Regions from separate parts of the Homo sapiens genome. Here region 1 is linked to region 2. A link is a contact called in ENCODE Hi-C or POLR2A ChIA-PET data. All regions are on one chromosome and are shown on one strand. The core of a region is the stretch at or near the end of the contact, and the rest is flanking DNA. Distances in the headings are between cores, read along the strand shown.

Region 1 (4,129 bases), core at 270-2,769, 93 kb after region 2:
TATTGTAAGTAGAAAATGCATTTAATACACCTAACCTACCGAATGTCACAGCTTAACCTAGCCTGCCTTGTGTGCTCAGAACACTTACATTAGCCTACATTTGAGCAAAATCATCTATCACAAAGCCTATTTTATAATAAAGCATTGAATATCTCATGTGATTTACTGAACACTGTAAACGGTAGAGTACTGTATCAGTTGCTGACCCTCGTGATCACAGGGCTGACCGGGGCTCTCTGCCGCTGCCCAACATCACAAGAGAATATCATGCCGCATACCACTAGCCCAGGAAAAGATCAAAATTCAAAATTCAAAGTACAGTTCCTGCTGAATGTGTGTTGCTTTCACACCATCATAAAGTCGACAAATCTTAAGTCAAATCATCGTTAAATCTGGGACTATCTCTCTCTGTAGGATTCGGTACTATCTGCAGTTTTAGACATCCACCAGGGATCTTGGAACACATCCCCCATGTATATACTGTACAGAATTTCAGGTTTGCAGGAGACAAGAGTTCTGGAGATTGTTTGCACATCAATATGAGTAAACATAACATCACTGAACTATATACTTAAAAATGGTTAGGATGAGGCCAAGTGTGGTGGCTCACGCCTGTAATCCCAGCACTTTGGGAGGCCGAGGTGAGTGGATCACCTGAGGTCAGGAGTTCGAGACCAGCCTGGCCAACATGGTAAAACCCCATCTCTACTAAAAATACAAAAATTAGCTGGGCATGGTGGTGCATGTCTGTAATCCCAGCTACTAGGGAGGCTGAGGCAGGAGAATCACTTGAACCTGGGAGGCAGAGGTTGCAGCGAGTCAAGATCGCACCACCGCACTCCAGCCTGGGTGACAGAGTGAGACTCCATCTCAAAAAAAAAAAAAAAAAACAAGTTAGGATGGTATTTTATATTACGTGTATCATACCACTTTTTTTTTTTTTTTCTCAAAAAGACTGCTCTAAACTGAGAGCTCTTGCAGAGCAAAGACCACATCAGGTACATTCTTGCGGCTGGTGCTGGGGAGGAGCTCAACAGATGTCTGCCCGCGACAGCTCAGCAGGTGGGATGGGTGATCGGCTGCCTCCCGCTGGCTGTGGCTAACACTTCTAGAAGCCCTGCACACCGGAGAGTAAGCAACCAGCCCAAGCCTGGCTAAAACCAAAAACAATAAAAAGCCTCGAGAACTGAGAATGTGGAGGAGGAAGACAGGACAAAAATAAATCCAGTCACTGCTGTGGTCAAGAAGAGGTGGCTTTCACCCATTCCTCAAAGGAACCTCGAAAGGGAACGAAAGGCCCCGATGTTAATTTTAGAAATAGCTTGAAGCCCTGTCCAACTTGAGAGTGACTCTGTGCCTCTTCCACAGCTTAAAGTACCTGGACTTTTTGACAGTTGTGCTCCTCTGCTGCCAAATGAATGGGGGTTGTAATCCACTTGAGGATCTTTTAAACTTCACTGCTGTTTGTATGAATTTGGAAGGAAAAACCAAACCTCCTCTGAGAGCTGACTCACGTCCCTTTGGGCATTGTGCCAGGCCCTCAGAAATCACCTCATCTGCCAACCCATCTATAATACCCTGTCTGTAAAAGCATCCTTCTGCTTCCACTGGCCAGGAAGATCGCAAAGGAAACCATGTAATTGCAAGAAAAGCCAAGTCAGAGAGGCAGGTGACACGTGTTTTATGACCAATGAGGGGCAAAGCCATAGAAAGTTCAGAACTGAGAGTGGGTGGGAGCATAAATCCTGTTGCCATTGTGGTAAAAATGGGTGGCACTCACTGTGGGAACCTTGAAAGGGAACAGAGTGCCACGATGCTGCTTTGCAGAGGGTCAGGTGGTCACACAGCATCCTGGGGTGGTTTATTCCCTCCGGGTCTCCCCCGTCTGCCATGTTCCAACAACCATCCCAGATCCTCCTCCCTCTAATTGGGATCATATTAAATAGCCTTTCCACCAGTGACAGAAGGAGGTGGGCTCTTAGTGGAGCCCACTCTGTAAATATAGAGTAACAACAGGAATCAGAATGTTCCACTGGAAACAGGTGGGACTTGTCCTCCCCATACAGACTATAGAAGATGTTTACAGGACTTTCTGCAACCATCCTCATCAAGTATAATCCCAGAAAAGTAACAGCAAGCTGATGGGTTTATTCAGGTAATATCCAGGAGACATATTTCTCTTTAAAAGGAAAAGGAATTTGCATGTTTTGTTATGGCCATCCCTTATTCCAGTTTAACTGGTCCCTAAGAGGCTCTAACTACAGCAAGAGGGATTTTGGTTAGAGAGATTGTCAAACCTTGAAGAAGGGTAGAGACGGAAAGAGAGAGAATTTGAGGGAAGATTCCTCCCAGGGAAATGTTTTCAAAATGAAATCTGGACCTATTCATGTGGGAGAGAATGCCCACCCCAGAAGCAGGGGATTGACCTATATGGGCTCCGAAGTTCTTTTCATGCTGTTTCCATTGAGCTGCCTTCCCTTGCCTGTGATGCAGGCAGAAGTTTGATTTTTTTTCTATCCCTGAAGGTGTTGGCAAAACAGAAAGTTTCTCTCCTTCAGCCAGGTCTCAGGCAACTTCTAGTGTGTATTTCCCCACCCTTTTCATTTCCCAGCCAGAGAAAGGGGAGTTCCTTTAGTTGTGGTCCTCGGTTCTGTACCAAGAGCAGGAAGCTCCTAACCCCAAACCATCGCACTCAGGAATATTCTCACCACAAACACCTAGAAGCCAATCTTTCCACTCCAAATGGAGATGGACAGGTCAATCAGAAAGAACGGGCTATTGAAAAGCTGTAATAAATCATGTGCCAAGTGAGGTGTCAGACATGCAAACCAGGGAATACAAAGTCAGAGAGTTGTAAATGAAGTAGTGGGTTGAAGAGCTAGCAGTGGCCTGGTTCTCTCTGCCCACAGCAAAGGCCCAGAGCCAGCTTGTGCACCACCCCTCCTCTTGGCCAGGAAGGTACCCAAATGTCTGTTCCTTGGTAAGAGGCTGACCCTGAAAAGTTTACACCTGGAGTTTCATCCCTGTATCTTAAAGCAAATGGGGTGATGGGGAGGGATGTCGGGGGCATGGGAGGGTGGCAGACCCCAATGCAGCCTAGAGACAAAGCCACCAGGCTTGGGAATTAACAGACTCCATTTAAAAGTTATAAACCACCTAAAAGGATTACCATTAATGACAGTGATTAATGCAAACTGCAAAGTAGCAATAAATCATTAATTATACTTTCAATTTTTAAAAACTCCAACAAATCAATATTAAATCTTACAGAACTTATTCACTATGCTGGGGACTGTTACCCAACTGTTGTGGGGGGAAAGGCAGAAATAGAACACAAAAAGCCTGCAGTGAAATACCTCTAAGAATGGCTGGAGTAGTTAACTTAGCTTGACTTGACCTCGTTAACGTAGTTGACTAAGCTGACTTAGTCAAGGAATACTAAAGACCTGCAGTTGGAAACCCGACCTGCCCCAGATCTCCAAAGTCAGTGTGGAGGCGGATTCATTCCAGGGTTTGCACATAATCTGGGTGGGAGAGCATCCGTCATTCCATCACACTGGATCCTTTCCCCCATGCATGCCTTTGTTCCTCACTGATGCATCCAGCCCTCGAATGTGCACAGCACTGTCCCAGGGCTAGAGGTTCTGCCTGGTGGTTTCCTGTTGTGCGTAGAATGTAGACAAATCCTCTTCCCAGGACCACCAAGGCTGTTGTGCTCATCTCCTTCTTGACACACAATCTTTCCGAATGCTGTTCCCTCTGCCTAGAATGTTCTTCCCTTCACTCTATGTCAAGTTAATCCTATTCATCCTCTGACTGGATCAATCTAGGCTCCTTGGAGTACTTACCACAGTTGTAATTTTACAGTCATTTGTGCAATTATCTGACTAATGTCTGGCCTGTTCTGAGGCTATAAGCTGCTTGAGGACAGAGACCATGTCTGTTTCTATGTCCATGTTTTCCCCAGAGCTTGCCCTTAAACATAGATGCTTAATAAACACTTGATGAATGAAAAAATGAGGCACACCTCAAAGGAGCTCAAGGTCCTGGTGGGAGAGACTCTCTTTGGCTCTCCATGTAAATGACTCCATCAGCCCTCTGCTGCAAGATCAGTCTTGCTTGTGAAGAA
Region 2 (3,883 bases), core at 672-3,171:
CCAGAGCTAAGGCCAAAGAAAGACATTACACCCAGACAGACTGTGTGCCAGGAGAAAGCAGCAGCCAGCCAGAGAAATACCATGTGAGGGAAGAGTAACCTGGCAGCATTGTTTGCCAATACACGTAGAGCCAGCATGCAGATCAGCACAGTCTCATGGGGCCAGGACTGAAGAGACATGAGGGCAAGATGAAAAGGAATCAAGCTTCGAGTAAATCACCATCTTTATAAAAACCTTGCCCCCTCCTACTCTCTTCTCTTCCCGTCTCCTCACCAACTAGGGGGAGGGGAGAGATCCTGAGGAGGGCTGTGCCAGACTAGGCACCGGTGGCCTCACTTCAGCAAGCTCTGGATCAGTGGTGCTCAACTTGGGGCACCCCTTAGAACGACCTGTGGTGCCTCAGGGACATGCCCAGGTGTCACCCATACTCTGCTTCTGAGTCTCCATGGGTTGAGAAGCCTGGCTTGGGGTTTTCAAAAGCTTCAGAGATGAGTCTACTGAGACCCTCTGCTCAGCTAAATGGAAGGAGTGCTGTGTGGAACTGCCCGATACTTTACTTGAACATAGTTGCAAGTTTGCCGTATCACACATCAGTGTGTCTAGATATTCTCGTTGATGAACAGCCATTCACCTTAGGAGCGGCTCTCACTCTCTCTGGGTGGTTAAAACTGGGTTTGGTATTAAGGCCTTCCATGTGTCTCCATGTTGGGGGGGCCAATCTCCTGAGTCAACACTACCATGAAAACCACGGCAGTTCTGGCCTTGCTTAAAGAAGCAACCTTTTCCAGGGGACGCTGTTTCCGATCTAAATTAAGATTTCCTCTTTTAAAAAATCTTGCTTTCACAACTATACATGTAGGGAAAGAAGAAGATAAAATTAAAGGAAATCAGTCACTTGCATTTTTGGTTTTTTGGTTTTAGTCAGTTCTCTTCTTGTTTTTATTTAATGCCATAATATTATATTAGCATATGCCGTAACATTTAAAAATGCCCATTCTCTCCAGCTTCAGTTCAAGCAGGAGTGGGGAAGGCCATAGACTAAGCCCACCTTCAAGGTCACACTTCCATATTTTGCACAGAGAAGAAAATGCAGTCTCCCATCCAGATCCTCAGACCCACACACCAGCCCACCACTCTCATTCCAGATGCCCTAAGCCTGGGTCTGGACACATGTGGTCAATACACATCCTGGATCTTACAAATCCAATGGTGGCCAGCAGTAGAACTGAAGCCTGTAAGTTTTCATTCACTCCTAAAGTGTGCTGAGAAATCCTAGCCTGTTTTTTCCATTTAATTCCTGTAGATGAGTCATTTGCTCCTCAGTTTTCTATGGCCCAATTTTCCCATTGGAATAATGGGAATAATATGTCATCCACCTTACAGGGTGATGACTAATATATTGGCATTTGAGATCCTTAGATGAAAGGTATTACTGTGTATAAGTATAAAGTACTATTATTTAGTAATCACTGAGTTGGTAAATGTATTCATTCATATGGAGTTTTTGGAGGAAGAGCTTTAAGGAATGACAGCAGTAGAAATGCAGCTAGATATATTTTTGAAAACATTTTTTAGGTCTACCAACTTAGAAAAAGTCCCAGATATTACATACTCCTTCTAAAGCACCTAATTTGCATTTTTATTATTATTATTATTTACCTAGAACTACAGAAAAATTTATGGGAAGGAAAGTAAGGGTACAGGGTTTTCAACTTGGGGAAATTCATTTCCCATCCCCTGGCTGCCAAGCCTTCCTACTCACAATTCCACAAATGTGCCTGCAGCTGTGAGGACAGCTGGAGAGATCTGTTGTCTTTCTGGTCACCTCTGACATTTTGCAGTGTCTCTTCTGATTGACACTGTATACAGGGCATGACCTCTCTGACTTGGCCCTGCCTATTATGAAAGTGTCACCATGGGGGCAGGGAGCTAGAGAGATTTAGTTGGTTTAAAGAAGTATAATGTGTCCTTGAGCTTTGAGCACAGCAATGGAAACCTGGCGACTCTTCCTGGAGCTCTAGGGACTTCTAACCAGAGCAAGTTGGTTCATTACAAGCTGTCACACCACAGAAAGAGAAGACCTTTGGCTAAGGTAGAGAAAGGCTGACTCATACAGGCAGTTGTATAACTGTAGACAGGCAGGGCCCATGGAGCTGTGGAGAGTTCACTGGGACTCCTCTGCCTTCTAAGACACAGGTTCCCACCTGCTTCAGGGAGAGAGACTTCCCACTAGTCCACCTTCTGTGTGTGTTACCAAAAGGAAGCCATATTTGGAGCTGGTCTAAGCTCCAGCCCCTGCAATTTCATTTGCCTTTCCTTAGTAAGGAACACAGTAACAACGCGAACAAAACCACACAGAGCATGTGAAGACCGGGCCCTTCTGATGCTGATGTGTGGAGAAAACTGGGCACTAGACTGAACAAATTTTTAGCTATTGCCTTATGGGAACCACAGAAATGGATTGAAATAAAACTTACAAAATCACTTTAACCACTCTTATTTATGCATTACCACCAAGGGAAAACAAAGTCACTGAAACAGAAAAATGTTTTCCAAAGGAAAAATGTTTCCTCTTTGGTGACCTGAGAAAGTTTACCGTAACTCCATTCAAAACCTTCAGGCACTTGACTTTTTTTTTTTTTTTTAATATCCTTTACCTTTTTAATAAAAAGTAAAAAACAAACAAAAAATACATCAATGTTCCGAATAGAACCTCTCTATGTAAAGGTCTCACTAAACAAATAAACATAGGACCAGACAAAAGAAATGGAGCTGTGAATAGCAATATGATATATTATGAAGCATTTATATATGTATGTATATATTATATATGAATGTGCGGGTATATGTGTGTGCACCTATGTATGTATAAATCTGTAAATATTTGCCTACATACACGTCACACACACACATACATATTTATACTGACCTCTTTAGATTGAAGTCCAAGGCACTTTTTACAATGAACAGGTTAAAGCCATTAATTTAGAACATAACTGTTTCTGGGTACATATCGAGTTATGGCGCCAATATCAGAATTCACGTCTTTCCTTGCCCACCTTGGAGTGTTTCTTGTTGGTGCAATGAGTAAGAGAATTGGCTTTCAAGGAGATTAGCAATGTTTCTAGATGGTTAAACTAACTTCTCTTGCTATTTTCCTCTAGGGGAGGGGAGTTCTTACTGGTGAGATGCTGAGTTCCTCAAGGGAAGAACACAAGGATCGAGAAACACAACAATTTCTGTACTATGCTAAGCAGAGACTCCTGTAGCCTTCCAGAGGACCTGCCCTGAGGTTCCACCTGATATTCTGATGGCTTTGCTAGTCTGGTCTAAAAAAAAAAAGACTAAAACTTAAAAATGGGGGCTTTGAGGTGGCTCAAGGATATGGAGTGCTATTTAGGTAAGACCGGAAAAAGACTATCTCTTATTGACTTTATTATGTTTGATGTAGACCATCCAAGTTATATAACCTCAAGTGGAATTTAAAGATGCATTTTTTTAATCCTTATGATCATTCAGGACCTTCACATCTTCAAATAATTCTGTAAATGAGACTCAAGGAAGAGATAGCTTCATTCTCTAATTATTAACGAGGTTAGTTATCACTACGGTGAGGTGAGGCCAGTGCTTATCAATATTTCTGGTGCATACAGGTCACCTGGGGATTTGTTAAAAGGCCAATTCTGATGAAGAAGGTTTGATGTGGGGCCTGAGATTCTGCATTTCTAACAAGCTTACAGATGATGCTAACGCTGCTGGTCTGTGGACCACACTTTGAGTAGCAAGGGTTAGCATATAGCCATGGACTTGAATTACTGTCAAGAGGTCTGCTTTCCCCAAATGATGAATTTGCATTTGTTTCCTTGATTCTAGATGGAATACA

What was found. Hi-C counts contacts between places; a loop is a spot of excess contacts on that map. ChIA-PET counts read pairs that join two places held with the same protein, here RNA polymerase II (POLR2A). Pooled maps may share reads with other maps.
Region 1: a loop to region 2 is called in a pooled map, with 5 times the contacts of the local background. The contact joins two enhancer-like sites. A Hi-C loop is called at or near these places in 6 of 50 pooled maps. POLR2A ChIA-PET finds 5 or more read pairs at or near these places in 2 of 52 experiments (HEK293T and activated CD4-positive, alpha-beta T cell).

What each region holds. Positions count from the first base shown.
Region 1 is chr1:154,790,357-154,794,485 of GRCh38, forward strand. The region is part of intron 2 of KCNN3 (potassium calcium-activated channel subfamily N member 3); the gene reads right to left. Among named protein-coding and RNA genes, the nearest start is that of KCNN3, 78 kb to the right of the region's middle. RefSeq lists an enhancer at 1,109-1,418. Within about 2 kb of position 1,520, at least 5 of the 41 ENCODE cell types and tissues checked have a DNase peak (open chromatin) inside an H3K27ac peak, as active enhancers do.
Region 2 is chr1:154,696,555-154,700,437 of GRCh38, forward strand. KCNN3 (potassium calcium-activated channel subfamily N member 3) reads right to left here. Exons shown (of 8, transcript NM_002249.6): 8 at 901-3,883. Among named protein-coding and RNA genes, the nearest start is that of ADAR, 90 kb to the left of the region's middle. Within about 2 kb of position 1,922, at least 3 of the 41 ENCODE cell types and tissues checked have a DNase peak (open chromatin) inside an H3K27ac peak, as active enhancers do.